Regions from separate parts of the Homo sapiens genome. Here regions 1, 2, 3, 4 and 5 are each linked to region 6. A link is a contact called in ENCODE Hi-C or POLR2A ChIA-PET data. All regions are on one chromosome and are shown on one strand. Each heading gives the region's core, a stretch centred on a gene start or an enhancer-like site at or near the end of the contact. The rest is flanking DNA. Distances are from core to core; before and after follow the strand shown.

Region 1 (2,853 bases), core at 339-2,838, 3.9 Mb after region 6:
GGGCAAGACCTAGAAGATTTTTCCCCTGATGTTCCTGGGGGTGAGCTAGAATGAAGAGGAATATCTTTGTAACATATGGGGTTGATGCTTTAGCAATGTAAACTTAACTTTAAACAGGGGACCTTTATATTTTGAATTAACTTTCGCATAGTTCTTTTTTATTCCTTCGTAAATATAAGAAAAATACTGACATTCCTTCACATTCGAATTTATTTTATTCTCATTAATAGTTTTACTTAAAATAAGACACAACATATTTTTAGTCTGTTCTTTTACGGGGTTCAAGTCCCTCTTATCTCAGTTTCACATTTTTGCTTGTTTGAAACTATTCAGGTGAGATGTGCAAAGTAACATTGGTGGTCACATTTTGCAGTTTCCAGAAATTCACATTTATAGGTAAATGATTAATTCTATTCAAATTTGTCTACACAGACATTCTTTAAACAATTATACTTAATAGAAACCAAACTTATGACAAATGTATGTAAATTCAAAATCAAGATGTGTGTGGATAAGCCACCTTTATTTGCTTACTGATAGTTCTGACAGAGTAATTTTAGAAAACAAGTTGCTGTGTAAAAGAAAAGTTCGGTTTTGATAAACATCCTGATTAATGTTCGCATTTCCAGTCTGAATGGCTTTTATAGTTATCATTTGTCAATGGTTCTTAGTGTTATGTGATAGTGGTAATTAAGTAAAAGCTTATACTACAAAATCCAAAGTGTCTATGTTTGGGCAGTTTCTGAAATAAATATCCCATATCAACTGTGTAAAAATTTCTATTGTAGATAAAAGCCTTTCTCCCAGAATTTGAGTGAATATTCATTGATATGGTCATAAGCATAACAAATAATTCAGACAATCCTACAAAAACACTACAATTAAGCATTATACAAATTGCTTTTATTTTTAGAGAACAAATGGAAAAGAGAAAACCTCTAATTCCATGTGGTTATAAAGCACACCCATTAAAAACCCTTGGCGCCAAAAATCACTCAAATAACCAGTATCACATTCAGTAACATATGACTCTAGATAATTTATCCACTAAAGTACTGTAAAGAAGTTTTTTAGAAAAACAGAACCGCAGGAACTAAAATTAAACTACCCCCATTGGGCCAATAAGCCATACAATCTAAATTATCAATACGCGCTTTTCCTGAAAACATTTTAAAGAAGATAAAATCACAGTAAATAGCCTCCGTGAAATAGAGCAATAGAAATAAACCAGAACATGGTTTGGTTTTAAAAGGAAAAAGAAACCTTAATTTTGGGCAGGGGTGATAACTGCAGATAAGTTGAGAAGAACCCAGCCCAGAGAGCCGAGGTGCTCCATCTTGGATGGCCACGCGAGGTGGCGGCAGATGTCCTGGCCAGTTAGACAGTGGCAGGAATCACAGAGGTCTCAGGTGACATGCTCAGATCTCTGGTCCCCTGAAGGCAAAACCCACAATCCACAGAAACAGTGCCGAAGTGCATCACAAGCGCTTAAAACCAACAAAAACACATGAAGAACATTTACCTTGCAGGAAAAAAGCTGTCCTTGGTAGTACTGGTGTATGACCAGGAACCCCTTCTTTCTGATCTGCAGAACAGCTTTGTCAAGCCTGGGTGTGTGGTCACAAGGCAGGAAGTGACTAGAATGACAAATCATCAGCCAGGAAAGAAAAAGATTTTGTCTTTATAAGGACATTTTAACTTTTTTTTCATGTCCCCGCCCCACCAAAAATCACCTGACAGAACAGGTCACAGTGAAATTCAGACACCTCCTACCACTTCCTCTTTTTTTTTTTTTTTTTTGAGACAAGGTCCCGCTCTTTTGCCCACCTCTTTATAAGCATTTTTCTCTCTCCCTTTCTCCTCCAGCTGTCTTTGAGTAGTCCCTGGGCTACTTAAACCTTTCTGATTCTAGATAGCAAGGCAAGATCAGCCTGATAACTTGACTTCTTTGACTCTAGTTGCAAAAGCAAAGCCCAGATGCCTACCTACTTACAGCAAAGATCAACAAATTTTTCATTTTTAGTGAAAGAGCCAGGGAAAAAGGTGGCAGTACACCTGAAACAAATGAAAAGGGACTTCCTTGGGAAAGCCCCACCCCACCTGAAATCAAACCTCTCTGGAGTCCTCTAACAGTGATCTTATTGGTGCAAACAAAACAGAACGATCTCTTTAAGTGAAGGACATGAAAAGGAAGGTTACTAGATTATTTACTCATTCTTTTATTTATAGAACATCTATGTGCTAGGGATCTCTTTAACCCAATTAAGTATCTCAATTATTTAAGCGTTTCCTATAAAGAGCAGCAGTAGATTGCACAGGCAGCTGTTATATTTAAATGGGTAGCTTAATTCCTTCTTACAGGCAGGATTTTTTTTTGAATGCACATTTTATAAAATTAGCAGGTGGTGGCAGGGGAAGCTCTGTTCTGTACCCAAACCCCAGATGCTTGAGGGCAAATTCCTATCTTCAAATGGAGCATCCTCAAGTGCTCACAACAGTTGTGAAGACTGTGGCACCCTGAGTTATGTTGACTAAATATTAGACATGTCTCCACATTGCCCGGAGACTGTGTGTGACTCCAGTAGTCAATCTGCCGTTTAGGAATGAGGGTATGTGGCTGTACTCCCAGGTCAGATGCTGCGCTGAAGATATCTGCTCCAGAGTTGACATGCGTCCGTGTCCGCTGGGCCACGGGCCTCTCAGGTGGTCACGGTATTCTGACTGGTTGGAGGGCTGCCCTTATACTTCTTTTGCTTTTTTGATTTCTCCTCTAGAAAGTTCCTGTTTCTGACCTTAAATGTTAAACCAAACTGTTCTGGTTTATCTACTTCATTAGCCAGTGGTGTGGTGACT
Region 2 (2,768 bases), core at 97-2,596, 3.1 Mb after region 6:
CCCGGGTTCACACCATTCTCCTGCCTCAGCCTCCCGAGTAGCTGGGACTACAGGCACCCACCACCATGCCCGGCTAATTTTTTGTATTTTTAGTAGAGACAGGGTTTCACCGTGTTAGCCAGGATAGTCTCAATCTCCTGATCTTGTGATCCGCCTGCCTCGGCCTCCCAAAGTGCTGGGATTACAGGCGTGAGCCACTGCGCCTGACCCCTAAAACATATTCATGATGCAGTTTCCCAAGGCTACACAAAAGTCAGAGAATGTGAACAGGCATCCTGTATTTTGCAAGTCAGAGAATGTGAACAGGCATCCTGTATTTTGCACTGATTCAGAGTAGAGACCAGTATTGTAAGAATTTCTCATGGTAAAGGCACTCCTATGATAGCCTCTACTTACCAAATCAGCCGATGAGGTAAGTATGAGTTTCTGTTTTCTAGATGGAGATACTGAGGCTTAGAGAGGTTAAGATGCTGGAGTTCTCACAGCAAGTGGTTGGGCTTTTATTAGAACCCAGATTTCAAAATACCACCACTGCATAGTACTAATTCCACATGCCTTCTTCCAAAATGGAAAGAATGCCTTTTTTTCTTGTAAGTCTGCCAAATTGATGCAGACGCTTATCTTTTATTTGTTTTAGCCGAGCTAAAATAGAATGAAAAAAAAAAAAAAGAAAAGAAAAAGGAATTAGGAAGGAACATGTCTAAAGTACACATCGGATGCTGAGACATCTGGTATGCAAAGTGAGAAAAAGGTATCACAGTGTAAGTTCCTGCGTGTGAGTCCAAAATCCAACTGCACCAGTGTGTGGATGGGGCAGACCTGGTTTCAGCAGCAAGCATGAAGACAAGTTTTAGCTGGCAGAAATTCAAGACAAGTCTCCTGTCTGATATTACCCAAAAGAAGCAAATGTCAGTTTAGGCTGCATTAAAATATTATTGCGTTGGCTGGGCGCAGTGGCTCACACCTGTAATCCCAGCACTTTGGGAGGCTGAGGGCAAGGAACATGAGGTCAGGATATCAAGACCATCCTGGCTAACATGGTAAAACCCCGTCTCCACTAAAAATACAAAAAATTAGCCGGGCGTGGTGGCAGGCGCCTGTAGTCCCAGCTACTCAGGAGGCTGAGGCAGGAGAATGGCGTGAACCTGGGAGGGGGAGCTTGCAGTGAGCCCAGATCACGCCACTGCACTCCAGCCTGGGCGACACAGCGAGATTCCGTCTCAAAAAAAAAAAAAACAAAACAAAATTATTGCATTAACATACAATGTGGAAAACGAGGCCAAGCCATACCTGGGGAACTGCAGGGCCTTCACGCACTGTGGTTAAGAGGGACGGAAGTCAAGGGTGCTGAGCACTGGACAGGCGCATTAGATTCCTTTCCACTCTGGCGCTTTATATGTTGCTTTAGCAAGAGGGCAGTAACCACAAGCCAGCTGCCTGAGCTGTTTTCCTTTATCTCATGAGCTCATTTCCTTCCCATGCTTCCTGCTACAATAGTGGTTCCTCAATCCCCAGCAGGGAGCTGAAATCCCAGAAGGGTTTTTAAAATGCTGGATATTCTGGCTGGGCACGGTGGCTCATGCCTGTAATCCCAGCACTTTGGGAGGCTGAGGCGGGCAGATCACTTGAGGCCAGGAGTTCAAGACCAGCCTGGGCAACACGGCGAAACCGTGTCTACTAAAAATACAAAAATTAGCCAGGCGTGGTGGTGGGCACCTGTAATCCCAGCTACTCAGGAGACTGAGGCGGGAGAATCGCTCAAACCCAGGAGGCAGAGGTTGTAGTGAGCCAAGATTGCACCACTGCACTCCAGCCTGGGTGACAGAGTGAGACTCTCCCTCAAAAAACAAACAAAAAACCCGAAATATTAAATGCTGAATATTCTGTTTCAATAGGTGTGGTGTAGGCTCAGCACAGTGGCTGGCGCCTGTAATCATAACACTTTGGGAGGCTGAGTTGGGAGGATCTCTTGAGCATAGGAGTTTGAGACTACGGGGAATTATGATCACAGCACTTCACTTCAGCCTGGGCAACACAGTGAGACCCTGTCTCAAAGAAAGAAAGAAAGAAATTACTCTCATTCGAGAGGTACCCTCCATATACCCAGGGAAAATAAATATCCTCATCTCTGAAGACACAGAAACACAGAGAAGAATCTGAACAAACAGGCCTTGCTAAGTTCCCCCCAGTTTACCATTAGATCATCCGCTTTGTCCAATACTTTTGCACAACTGTTCACTCTTCATTAAACCAAAACAGAAAAATACACAAGCTCACCTGTTTCTTTGGGTCCTCATTTCCTTACAAAGGCTCCCATGTCACAGAAAACATTTAAAAAATATGTACGCTGGCTGGGCATGGTGGCTCACACCTGTAATCCCAGACTTTGGGAGGCTGAGGCAGGCAGATCACGAGGTCAAGAGATAAAGACCGTCCTGGCCAACATGGTGAAACCTGTCTCTACTGAAAATACAAAAATTAGCTGGGCCTGGTGGTGCGTGCCTGTAGTCCCAGATACTCGGGAGGCTGAGGTGGGAGAATCACTTGAACCCGGGAGGTGGGGGTTGCCATGAGCCGAGATCGTGCCACTGCACTCCAGCCTGGCGACAGAGCAAGACTGTCTCAAAAAATAAAAACAACAAAAAAATGTACGCTTTGCTTTTGTCGATTTGTCTTTTGTTATAAGGGCCTCAGTCATGAACTTAGCAATGGGTGTGGAAAGCAATTTTTCCTCCCCTACATGAAAATCTCTGCTGCTCTGACACTCA
Region 3 (2,700 bases), core at 201-2,700, 3.4 Mb after region 6:
AATTTATTTGTTTTTAACAGTTTATCTAGATTAGTTATGAGAATAGAGATATTAGACAAAGCTAGTCACCATTTTAAGTTATTTCCTTGTTAACCATTTTACAGCTTGTGAATATCAGGTGTTCACCTAAGCAAGAACTTTAAAGTGAAATACACAGATATTTTGCTGATAAATCAGAGGATTTCATTGTTTTCATTAAACCAACAATATTAAATTAGTCTTATTTATCAAAAGAATCACATAAACAAAGATTATTCTGTTTTGGCCGGGTTTGTAATTTCATAACTTTTTGCCAAACCTGGACATCTTAAAATAACTATCAGATGCACATATCAGCTGACCAGTAAACACAGGCAAAAATACATGCTGACAATCCTGAAGACATATCTATTTTTATTTTATCAATAATTTTTTTTTAATTTTCCAAAGATTATTAAAGTCAAATGAACTTGAAAGCATTTGGACTTATTTATTTAATTTATCAGTACTCTTTTATTTATAAGCTAATTTGGTACCATATAGACACAACATATAACATAATGCATGTATATGCATAAACAAGACAGTTGGATCAAACTTATTTTCCTGATAAAACTGGAATCTGTTCACATGGCTAAATTTTATTTGCCCTGATGAGCAAAGCAGTTTCCAGGGCACTTTGATTTTAAAAGACCTCTTTCCTTTTTTTTCTTTAGCCAGTAACCTGAAACTAGTAATACCATGAACAGTAAGTTTTATTTCAACACCAGCAGAAAAGTCAGCAGATTCAGAGTAGTCAGGAAGGAAAAATAGGCAAAGAACTTAGAAGACTACATGGTAACTCTTTAAGGACAGAAGAAGAAAGAGGGATTGACTGAAAATGTTTTACATGTGCCATTTTTCTTCAGGTTTTCTAGTTTATGGAGTTGCTTTGTTCTAATTGAGTGTGCAGGAGTCTGGAGATCTCATAAGGCTTCTGCTGTAGCCATCACAGTCTTTGACCTCTGTTAAGCCAAATATTGCTACACAGACCAAAAATACAGACAGACCAACAAAAATCAGAACCAGACTAGATTATCTTAGTGGCTGTAGCTTTTTAGTATTGCCTTAATTCTTTGGGACTTAAACATACACCAGATTTGGGACTCTGAACTGACCAGAATCCCCCTTGGGTAGGACTCAAATCCACAATCCTAGACAAGGTTGGGACTCTCATCCATAATCCTAAACCACAGGGTGGGACTTGAACCCACAGTCGTTATGATGAGTTCAAAGACAATTAAAAGTACAGGGGCATATTAACAAGGTACTCACCAGAAAGATGTCTAATCCAGAAGCAATTTATTTTCCCAAAAGAGAAGTGCCAAGGGAGCCTGAAGTGCCATGGTGGAGAAGAAGGAACCCTATAGTCGAGCCTCTGGACACCCTGGTCTAGGTGGCCACTCAGGATCAGTGCAGGGGGCCTGCACACCACTAGGGGCAACAGTACCTTGGACAGGCTGTTCGTCTCACCTGGGGTTCTAGTTTGTTAACAAGCAAAAGGGGCTCACTGCCCAATGTGCTAGAAGCCAACACTGACACCAAATTTTTGAAAAAAAGAAAAGCTTTATATTAAAAGTCACCTCTGAAGGAGACAGGAGTCAAGCTCAAATTTGTCTCTTTCTGCTGGCATTAAGGCAGTACTTTTATTAGAAAAGGTTCAGGGGGTGGATTCTGAGATTAGTAGGTGATTTGTGCAAGGAAAAGGGAGGTCTGGAAAGTCCTTGGGCATGCATAGTTATTTCTTCATGTTAACTCCTGAGTTGCATGGCAAATTCAGGGAGAGTTAGTATGAAACGTGGTGGAAATTCAGGCTATGACATCAGCAAGCTTATTCTGTGCAAGCTCCAGTTAGCCATCTTGGTTCCAACCAGTTTCAGCCAGGTTTTTCTTGATCTCACAAGTGGAGGGAGTTTCAGCGGCTTAAGTTTCTTTTCTTATCTGCTATCTTGAAACTCAAAAATTAAGTAACTGGTTTCTTACTCTTTGGGACTTTCCAGACCTCCCATTTCCATCCACCAATCACCTACTAATCTCAGAATCCACCCCCTGAATCTTTTCTAATAAAAATACTACCTTAATGTCAGCACAGAGAGACAGATTTGAGCTTGACTCTTGTCTCCTTGGGAGTTGACTTTCAATATACAAGTTTTTCTTTTTTAAAGAACTTAGTGTTTTAGTATTGGCTTCTATTGCATTGGGTAGTGAGCCGCTTCAGCTCTGTAACACTAACTCTGGTAGATAGCATCAGGATGAAATTGAATTGTAGGGCACACAGTTGGTGTCAGAGAATTAAGGAATTGAGTAGTGTCAGAAAACACCTCAGACTACACTTTCTCCCTTGGTATGGGAAGAGTTCAGTTTGTGTTTCTTTCTTCTTGAGTGACCCAACTCCAAGAAGATGCCACTTCTGGAGAGAGAATAGGGATCTCAACTTAGCCTGGCAGTGAGAATACGAATGGCAGCTGGAATGACCCAACAGGGGGCTAATGTTTGGGCTATTGTGTGTGTCACACTGACCCTGACCAGCCAAGTAGTCACAGCACCCACAAGCTCTTCCTGCCTGTCAGATGCCTCATTCCCACCTGTGATGCTCAGAGAGAAACCATGAGCCCTGAAAAACACCATATTGTTTTGTGATGTCACCTCTGGAATGTTCTGAGTGTTTTGGTGACCAACTTC
Region 4 (2,912 bases), core at 67-2,566, 4.5 Mb after region 6:
CCCGGGCTCAGGTGATCCTCCCGCCTCAGCCTCTGGAGTAGTTGGGACCACAGGTGGCACCACCATGCCCAGGTAATTTTTTGTAGAGGAGGTTTTGCCATGCTGCCTAGGCTGGGTCTCTTTTCCTTCATAAAAATTCACATGGCTTGCCTAGGTAAGGATTTCTATTAAACTCTGGGGAAAATTTTTTAAAAAAAATATAGCATCTATAAACGCCAAACACCTTCACATGGCTCTAAATATGGTCTATAATTTGGTCCCAGATTATTTTTCTGGTCTCACTCCCTATTTTGTTAGTTAAACTCAACTATGCATAATTCTAGGATGGCCTGGATGTTGCTATCGGGTGGCTTTACTCAATGCCACGGTACAATGGTTTCAGAGCAGGTTTTGGGGCCAGACCCTCCGGGTTCAAACCCTGACTTCACCACTTATTACTACATGACACTGGGCAAGCTAATCTATGCCTCATTTGCCCATCTGCAAAATGGGTATACAGTAATATATATCAATTTGATAGGGTTGCTCTGGGAATTAAATGAGTTAATTCACGTAGTGCTTAAAATGCTGCTTCTACCACACACACAAACATGAGCTATTATTTTTCCTGCAACCTGAATGCCCTCTCCTTCCAGGTGCGCTCAATCCCATTTCCCTAATGACCCCATCAGAAATGACTTCCAGTCCCCCACAGCGCTCTGAGAGCATTTTACGACCCGAACAGATTTTGTCAAACTCCAAAGACACGTGCTCCCCTCGGCACCATCAGGTGAGTGCTCCTGACCGCGCCATTGGCTCGTGCCCCGACGCGGACGCTGCCTAGAGCAGCAGGTCCACACTCCCCCGAACCAGGCGCCGGCGGCCGCTAGTAACGCGTTGAGGCCAGCTCCCTCCTTAAAATGCGTACACATCTACTTCACATTTTCGCGCGGTGGCTGCGGGTCTAGGAAAGTCTTTCTGAACAGGAAAAAGCTGTACAAATGTAGCGGGCAGTAGGTAAACGGGCGCTCGCCCCGGGTTACACTAGGTTGGAGGCTCAGAGAAGGAAAAGGGATTAGAGGCGAGGCTCCGGGTCACGGGAAAAGGTCCTTGGCCTCCTGTCATGGATGGTGGCGCCCAAGGCCCAGGGTCGCCGTCTCTGCGCTCGTGCCTGCGGATACCTGCACCGCAGGACTCGGCGTCCGCCCCGATCACGCCTAGCCGTGCCGCAGCCGCAGGAAGGCTGACAACGTCCAGGCCTCTACCCGAACCCAGTCTTACCTACGGTGGCGGAGTGACCAGAAGAAGCGGGCCGAAGTAAAAGGCGGGGCTCAAGATGGCCGCCGGGGCCTCGCCTCAGCCCCGCCCATATGATGCCCCGCCCCTCCGGTCCCACTCACTCTCGCTTTTAACTCCGAGAACCCGCTCTTCTCCAGTTCAGTCTCCATGGCCCCGCCGCCTTTGCACATTGCACTTCCCGGCAGCCTCCGCGTGGGCGCCCCCTCCAACTCCTGCCTTCGCCCGCGTTTCTGCTCTGTGTGGTTACTAGGACCAACGAGGAGGGCGTTAGGTTAGTCCCTGTCACCTTGTCGGGGATCAGTCTGCTGTGCGTGCTCAGACTCTTCCCAGAGCCAGCAGCAAGAACCCGAGGCATTAATAAACTTGAGATGTAGCTTCGCTTAACTCGTGCAGAGGGTTTCCGTGTCACTTATGTAGAAACTAGGGCCTAATTTCAACTCCCTCAACTCCTCTGTCCCAAGACTATCCACGTCACCTACTTGGTAGCTTGAGTTAAACAAGAAACCTTTGAAATCTCCAGTGGCCGACACGCAGTGGGAACTCCATCAGTTTTCTGTTTTCTCCCTTCTTCCCTCAATAAAAATTAAGTTGAACTGACTAAGATTTGCTAGTTGATAATTTACAGCAAATCTTTCCTTTTGGTCTCTCTGATTTAAGCAAACTGTTGAGTGTACTTTGCCTCTTGAGAAATTAAATCTGATTACAACAGAGCTAAGTATTTTTCAGCAACGGTTAGACTGACATTGTAAATACACAATCTGATAGTTGGGGCTGGCCTCATGGGCCTGCAACCTGTGCTATTACCCGGCCCCCAGAACAGAAGGACGCTACATTTTCTCTCAGTAAGTGTTGAACCAGGGCCCCACGTTTGTGTCTGGAATTGGGCCCTGCAAATTGTGTAGCTATGGGAGCTGACTTAAGTATGGATGAGCTGCCACACAAGAGATTACCTGCCAGAATCTATTGTGTGGCTCAGGCCCATTTTGCCATAGTGATCTTTGGACTAAATTAACCTGTGGACTGAACCTGTGGATCAATTGGAACTTAGACTGAAAATAATGTTTCATCAAAATAATGTTTTTATTTTGAGAAAGCATTGAAGTAAATTGTTTTAAACTTTCTTTTTACTATCTTTAAGTATAAATCATTGAAAAGGGGATTTTCTTCAGTTTCAAAACTGAAACAGAATAAATACCTAAATTGCAAGTTCTTTATAACTGATGTTTGAACAAAGAGAAATAATTGATTAAATGATATATTTGCCTAATAAGTGGACTGCTGTGAGGTGCAGACTAGCCAAAGAACTGTAAGTGTGAAGTTCTTTACTAAAGGGTTCTTGTGTGAATACAATGTGAGAATAAGCAGAACTAAAATTTCTTTTACCCAGCATAAATAAAATGTTAATAGATCCACAAAAGTCGATTGCTTAAAAATATTAAGAATATATATAATTATCATTATTATTTGGACATGGAAGCAAAGAAGGCTGAAATCAGAAATTAAGGTTGACATTTTAAAAAATGGCACTACCAATAAAAATGGATGAATATTAAGTACACAAAGAAATAGTCCAAAAATTATGTGTAAATGTGTGGCTGAGAGGATATAGGACTCTTGGTTTGAACTAAAATGAG
Region 5 (2,700 bases), core at 196-2,695, 3.2 Mb after region 6:
TGGAGTGCAATGGTGCAACGTTGGCTCACAGCAACCTCCGCCTCCTGGGTTCAAGCGATTCTCCTGCCTCAGCCTCCCGAGTAGCTGGGATTACAGGCATGCACCTCCACGCGCAGCTAAGTTTTTTTGTATTTTTAGTAGAGACGGGATTTCTCCATGTTGATCAGGCTGGTCTCGAACTCCCGACCTCAGGTAATCCGCCCACCTCGGCTTCCCAGAGTGCTGGGATTACAGGTGTGAGCCACTGCGCCCGGTCTCAAATTCTGCTCTTAAAAGATCAGAGCCTTCATTTGGGAACATAGCCAGGCACTGATTTGTGCTATAAAGCCTGAATAAAGCCTTCAGACTTTACCCAGACAATGGTCAAAATTGCTACGAAGCTGTTTCCACCTGCCTTGACTCCAGGGAGGAGCAGGAAGAGGCCTCCATAACTTGTAGAAGATTGTCTGTTCTCCACCATTTATTTATTCAATCGTTTATTTATAGCAGTATGGACTCATGGGTATTTATTTTATTCTGTAAATTATGATCCAATACTATCATTATTTATTTTGTTGCTCAAATCTACAATATGATTTAAATGGTAGAGTAGAATTACATGTCTGTACCACAAATTATTATTATTATACATTTTGAGACAGTCTCACTTGATGCCCAGGCCGGAATGCAGTGGCAAGATCTCTGCTCACTGCAACGTCCACCTTCCAGGTTCAGGAGATTCTCCTGCCTCAGCCTCTCAGGCTGATTACTGGCATGTGCCACCACGCCTGGCTAATTTTTGTGCTTTTAGTAGAGACGGGGTTCAACCATGTTGGCCAGTCTGGTCTCAAACTCCTGACCTCAGGTGATACGCCCACCTCGGTCTCCCAAAGTGCTGAGATTACAGGCCTGAGCCCCCGCGCCTGGTCTGTGCCACAAATTCTTGATCCAGTTCTTCAATGTTGGACATTTAGGTTGTCTCCAGTTATTTGATACCATTAATGATGTCTGAGATACACACATCTTTGAATTTTTTATGTGTTTCCGTAAATTAGTTTTCTAGTAGGGGAATTACTGGATGTTGGAAAAGTTTATGCTTTTGGTTTTGATCCAAGAGGCATAAATTGTCAACATGCCAACATGGAAATCATACACTCCACACATTCTACCCAGACTACCCAGCTGTAAGCAGAGAGGTGTAGATCCAAGTCTCCTGCCGGCAGGGTGATTTAGCGCAGTTGTCAATAATCTGTACAACACGTAACAATAAAGTTATTGATGTTGAGGAAAAGACTTCCGGTAGGGGCATTTCTATTTCCATTGGGTCCTGTCTTCTCCACCTTCTACGTTTCAACCGGAAATAGTCGTACCCATTTAAAGCCACGTCGGTACTGGCCTCGGTCCCGCCCCCCACACTGCGGAACCGTTTCCGGGGTCAGGGCATTCCGTCCCGCCCCGCCGCCGGTGCAGTGTTGGAAGCTCCGGTTCTCCCGGAAGTGGCCCAGGTCTCTCTGTCGGGGTCCCCTCCATCTCGCTGCTGCTGAAGGCCGCGAGGGCGGCGGCGATGGCGGAGGCGGCGCTGTTGCTGCTGCCTGAGGCGGCGGCGGAGCGGGACGCTAGGGAAAAGCTGGCTCTCTGGGATCGGAGACCGGACACGACGGCGCCGCTGACCGACAGGCAGACGGACTCGGTATTGGAGCTGAAGGCGGCGGCAGAGAACTTGCCGGTGCCAGCTGAGGTGAGGTGATGGGCAGGAACCGGGCCGGGGCGATGGGGCTGGGATTCTCCTCGGGCGCCCCGGCAGGACCCCGGCCTCACTAGCCTCTGCCCAGGATATCTCTCCACTCCTCCCTGGCCATGGTGGCGGATCCGGTGGGAGGGGCCTCATCTCCCAGGCTGTCAGGCTTCGCTCTGCCTGCGACCCCGACTCTAATTCTGCCTGGGGACGGCTGTGGGGGTGTCCTGCAGCTGGTGCTCGCCGGAACCCAGTCCTCCCCCAGCAGCATGGGACGGTTGGCCCGGAGCCTTGCACCGAACGTTTTGCCCCAGACGAGGCGTCCTGTCAGCCGAGGCGTAATCCTGCTGCCCACTCTCTCCCAGAAGGAGAGGCAGTCAACCCGAGGTGCTGTGCTGCAGGACAGTCTCCAGCGCGTGCTCGTTTACCGCCTTAATGATTCACCTAGGTTGCTTTGTCCATGGGGGTCTTGGGGAGACCAAAACTTGGTCCTGAGTGAGTTTCATTTATCGCACATTGAACTATGAGCTCTCAATCAAGTGCAAGTTATGGGAGATCAGATTTATTTCACCTATTGCAAAGCAATAAAAATGAATTTTATTTGAAAGTTGGCTCAGTACATTATTAAGCAGTGCTGGTTTTCGGTGTTAGAGTCAATGTGTTTAATCCACTTACCATTAGGATATTATGCACTACTGCTTCTTGTGTGATTCAATTCAATTAGTTGTAATAGCAGGAAGTAACATGAATTGTCAGATGTTTGACAAACGTTTTCCAGTTTTGAGGGCCAGGTTTAGGAGGATTATTTTATATAAGCAGTGGTGATGGTTACTTTTGATGTTGGAAGCATTCTTTTCTCTCGCTCTGTCGCCCAGGCTGGAGTGCAGTGGCGTGACCTCGGCTCACTGCAACCTCCACCTCCCGGGTTCAAGCGATTCTCCTGTCTCAGCCTCCCGAGTAGCTGGGATCACAGGTGCCTGCCACTA
Region 6 (2,700 bases), core at 140-2,639:
GTTTACTTTCTCATTTCTTCTTCCCTCAAATGCACTAGAATAGATCCTTACTTAGGGCCTTTGAATTAGTGTTATCCTTTTCCTGGAATGCTCTATGCTCTGATTTTTGCGTCTGTTATTCAAATCGCTGCTAAAATATCTCCTCCTTAAAAGGGCATCCCCTTTACTAGCCACTCAGTCACCATCACCATCACGTCACTTATTGTAACTTCTTTGCATACAGCTTAAAACCAACAGATTTTTTTTCTTTTCACCCTCAGATAAGTTCCCTAGAATCTACACTACTTGTCTTCATCATTGTTCAATCAACAGCCTAGAGTAGTGTTTGTTGAATGAAGAAATGAACAAACGAATGCACCCTTTCTTCCGTGACCCTCTCCTCTGAACAGGGCAAAACTTAACTCATAACGAGGATACACTCAAAAATGTCTTTCTTATTGCCAGGTGTTTCCACTCTTGAGGAACAGATGCCCTTTAGGAGACAGGGCAATTTGACTGGACTGGCCCTTCCGATTTTAGGTGAAAATAATCACCATAACAGCTTTTCATCTCTGGCTAGGCTTCCCAGTGACCAAAGCTTTACTTTCCGATTTCCATACCACGTAAAGACATCAGGGTGAGCACTAGGGCCCTGAGAACCCTGGAAGCTACTTCTTGGCTGGGATAGGGCTGGTTGCCCGGTGCGCTGTGAGTGGTCCTCCCCGGAGATGCTGGGAGAAGGGGCGGAGCCATCAGAAAGGATGAGCCTTCCTTGGGCCTTCGGATCTGGTGGGGCTGCCACTTTGGGAAGGGCCCCGGGCTTCGGAAGAAAGCAAAACTAGCCTTGTGGCGAAGAAGGAGCCCAGCTGGCCCCAGGCTGTTAAGACTAAGGGGTCGAGGGAAAAGAGGCAGAGCCTGAAACCAAATCTGCGGAGCAAGCCAAGGCCTGGGGACTTGCCAGAGGGAAGGGTTAAGCCGTTTCCAAGGCAACGGACCAGGAAGCGCGCAAGACGTCCGCCGCAGGTTCGTAGGTCGCCCTCGAATTTAAAGCTCCCAAGGCTGAGTGGGTCCCGGCCAATGGAGAGGCCCCCTTTAAGTCATGTGACCAGCGGGGCTGCCCCGCGGGCTGCTCCGCGGGCTGCACTGGAGCACGTGGGAAGGCTTTTTTTCCTGTTCCTTCTTTCCCTTTTTAAACGCCCACCCACTTTTGCGCGGGCTCGGCCGCGGAATTTTTCTCGCGAGAGGCGCGCTGCCCTCTCGCGAGAGAGAGTGGGAGGCGTGGAGAGTAGGCGGTGTTGCGGGCCGGAGCTGCGGCGGCGGCGGCGGCGGCGGAAGCCGAGGGGTGGGCAGGGCGGGGGCGGGCCGCGGGGCTGGGAGGGGGAGGGCTGGGGGTCAGCGCGGGAGGGGGCCAGCTTGCTTGCCCGGCTCGCTCACGGGTCGTTGAGGCCGGTGACATGTCTGTGAGCTGCGGAGGCTGCGGCCCCCAGGTGAGCCGGGCGCCGACGTGCTCGCCGCGGAGGCTGCGTTTAGATGGGGTGGCGGCGGGTGTGCGGCCGGCATGGATGGAGCGGCCCGGCTCCGGCGCTCCAGCCCCTCCGCCTGCCGCTGGTCCCCCTTCTGGCTTCGGGGCCGCCCGAGAGCTGCGCCTTCGCATGGCGGAGGGAGGAGGGCGGGAGGAGCGCGGCCGAAGGAGGAAACTCACCGCACCGGGCCCAGAGTAGAGGGAGGTGCTGGGTCTCGAGACGCGTCTTCCTGGGGTCCCAAGTGTGGCGGTGGAGCTGCCGCCCCTTTTAATGACAGGCTGTTTCCATCCCCGGGGTGGTCTTCAGAGACGGCCCCCCGGGTGCGTGGTGCGCGTGCTTAGTGTGTGTTCGTGGTGTGCGCACAGGAACATTTGCAGCGGTTGGGAGGACGTTGCACTTTGTTCCCGAACAGCATCCTTCACTGTCAGACCCCCGGAGCCTTGGAAGCAGGCGCTGCTCAGATCTTGTAAACGGAAGGCGTCAAGGGGCTCCTCAGAGTATTGATATTTGGATTTGCTGTCAAATACTCTCCTAGGCTGTTAATGGCTTAAGGCTGGCCATAAAGTACCCCGAATGGATTGAGTATACTGCTGTTAATCCAGGCATCTAAGCTGCTTTATAAAAAATATGTAGATGTAACCGAAGTATTAAAAAGTGACAATGACAGTAAAAGCTAACATTTTTTCTCTTCCCCATATTACCAGCTTTCATTTTTTTTCTCTGCTTTGTCTGTCTTCTAAAACCATATAAAGTTGGATGTGGTTTAGCTTTAGATGTTAAGGAGTTTCATGGTGAGAAAGACTGCTGAGATACATACCTAATAGCTTTAGTACAAACTGGAGTTAATTCCTGTTCTCTTTTCAGCTTTTCAATCGCTTGCAAAATGCTCGTTTTGCTTAGCTGCTTCCCACTGTTTTAGAAATGTCATGTCGATTGTTATTTTGTTATGTCTGAAAATACTCAAAATATGGAGTACTAAGAAAAAATGGGGTATCAGTAATGCACAGATATATTTTTTTTAATGTCATCATTTTAGGATGGCAGCCCAGTGCCTGGCATGATTGGTGTCAGTTAAAATAGTGCAATTGAATGATTTTTTTTTTTTTTGAAAAACACATTTACTTTTTCAAACGGTACCCTGATTATTCATTTTTTCTTGTCGTTGTTCCTCCTGACAAAACTGACCCAGGGGTGGACA

Evidence for each region. A loop is a pair of places that touch in the nucleus more often than their neighbours do. ChIA-PET counts read pairs that join two places held with the same protein, here RNA polymerase II (POLR2A). Pooled maps may share reads with other maps.
Region 1: a pooled map shows a loop between it and region 6 (20-fold over the local background). The contact joins the promoter of LCP1 here to the promoter of AKAP11 in region 6. A Hi-C loop is called at or near these places in 2 of 37 single-sample maps with no recorded cell type and 8 of 50 pooled maps.
Region 2: a loop to region 6 is called in a map of ascending aorta, with 10 times the contacts of the local background. The contact joins the enhancer-like site here to the promoter of AKAP11 in region 6. A Hi-C loop is called at or near these places in 1 of 168 maps with a recorded cell type or tissue (ascending aorta) and 3 of 50 pooled maps. POLR2A ChIA-PET finds 5 or more read pairs at or near these places in 1 of 52 experiments (CD8-positive, alpha-beta T cell).
Region 3: a loop to region 6 is called in a map of GM12878, with 22 times the contacts of the local background. The contact joins the promoter of LINC01055 here to the promoter of AKAP11 in region 6. A Hi-C loop is called at or near these places in 1 of 168 maps with a recorded cell type or tissue (GM12878), 3 of 37 single-sample maps with no recorded cell type and 4 of 50 pooled maps.
Region 4: a loop to region 6 is called in a map of IMR-90, with 17 times the contacts of the local background. The contact joins the promoter of ESD here to the promoter of AKAP11 in region 6. A Hi-C loop is called at or near these places in 3 of 168 maps with a recorded cell type or tissue (CD8-positive, alpha-beta T cell, IMR-90 and naive thymus-derived CD4-positive, alpha-beta T cell) and 9 of 50 pooled maps.
Region 5: a loop to region 6 is called in a map of CD4-positive, alpha-beta T cell, with 6 times the contacts of the local background. The contact joins the promoter of COG3 here to the promoter of AKAP11 in region 6. A Hi-C loop is called at or near these places in 1 of 168 maps with a recorded cell type or tissue (CD4-positive, alpha-beta T cell), 1 of 37 single-sample maps with no recorded cell type and 9 of 50 pooled maps.

The regions. Positions count from the first base shown.
Region 1 is chr13:46,180,589-46,183,441 of GRCh38, forward strand. LCP1 (lymphocyte cytosolic protein 1) reads right to left here and starts at 1,589. Exons shown (of 16, transcript NM_002298.5): 1 at 1,523-1,589. RefSeq lists an enhancer at 1,252-1,681.
Region 2 is chr13:45,328,450-45,331,217 of GRCh38, forward strand. No RefSeq gene overlaps it. Among named protein-coding and RNA genes, the nearest start is that of SNORA31B, 6.6 kb to the right of the region's middle. RefSeq lists an enhancer at 1,703-2,203. Within about 2 kb of position 1,347, at least 19 of the 41 ENCODE cell types and tissues checked have a DNase peak (open chromatin) inside an H3K27ac peak, as active enhancers do; they include ascending aorta, where a contact is called at or near this core.
Region 3 is chr13:45,699,734-45,702,433 of GRCh38, forward strand. LINC01055 (long intergenic non-protein coding RNA 1055) reads right to left here and starts at 1,451. Exons shown (of 4, transcript NR_125786.1): 1 at 1,294-1,451. It overlaps CBY2 (chibby family member 2), which reads left to right and starts at 2,587. Exons shown (of 3, transcript NM_152719.3): 1 at 2,587-2,700. The coding sequence starts at 2,658. RefSeq lists enhancers at 1,270-1,349, 1,800-2,099.
Region 4 is chr13:46,795,845-46,798,756 of GRCh38, forward strand. ESD (esterase D) reads right to left here and starts at 1,317. Exons shown (of 10, transcript NM_001984.2): 1 at 1,261-1,317. RefSeq lists enhancers at 452-1,053, 1,185-1,234 and a silencer at 825-874.
Region 5 is chr13:45,463,494-45,466,193 of GRCh38, forward strand. It overlaps COG3 (component of oligomeric golgi complex 3), which reads left to right and starts at 1,446. Exons shown (of 23, transcript NM_031431.4): 1 at 1,446-1,717. The coding sequence starts at 1,544.
Region 6 is chr13:42,270,763-42,273,462 of GRCh38, forward strand. It overlaps AKAP11 (A-kinase anchoring protein 11), which reads left to right and starts at 1,390. Exons shown (of 13, transcript NM_016248.4): 1 at 1,390-1,466. RefSeq lists an enhancer at 580-759 and a silencer at 1,300-1,649.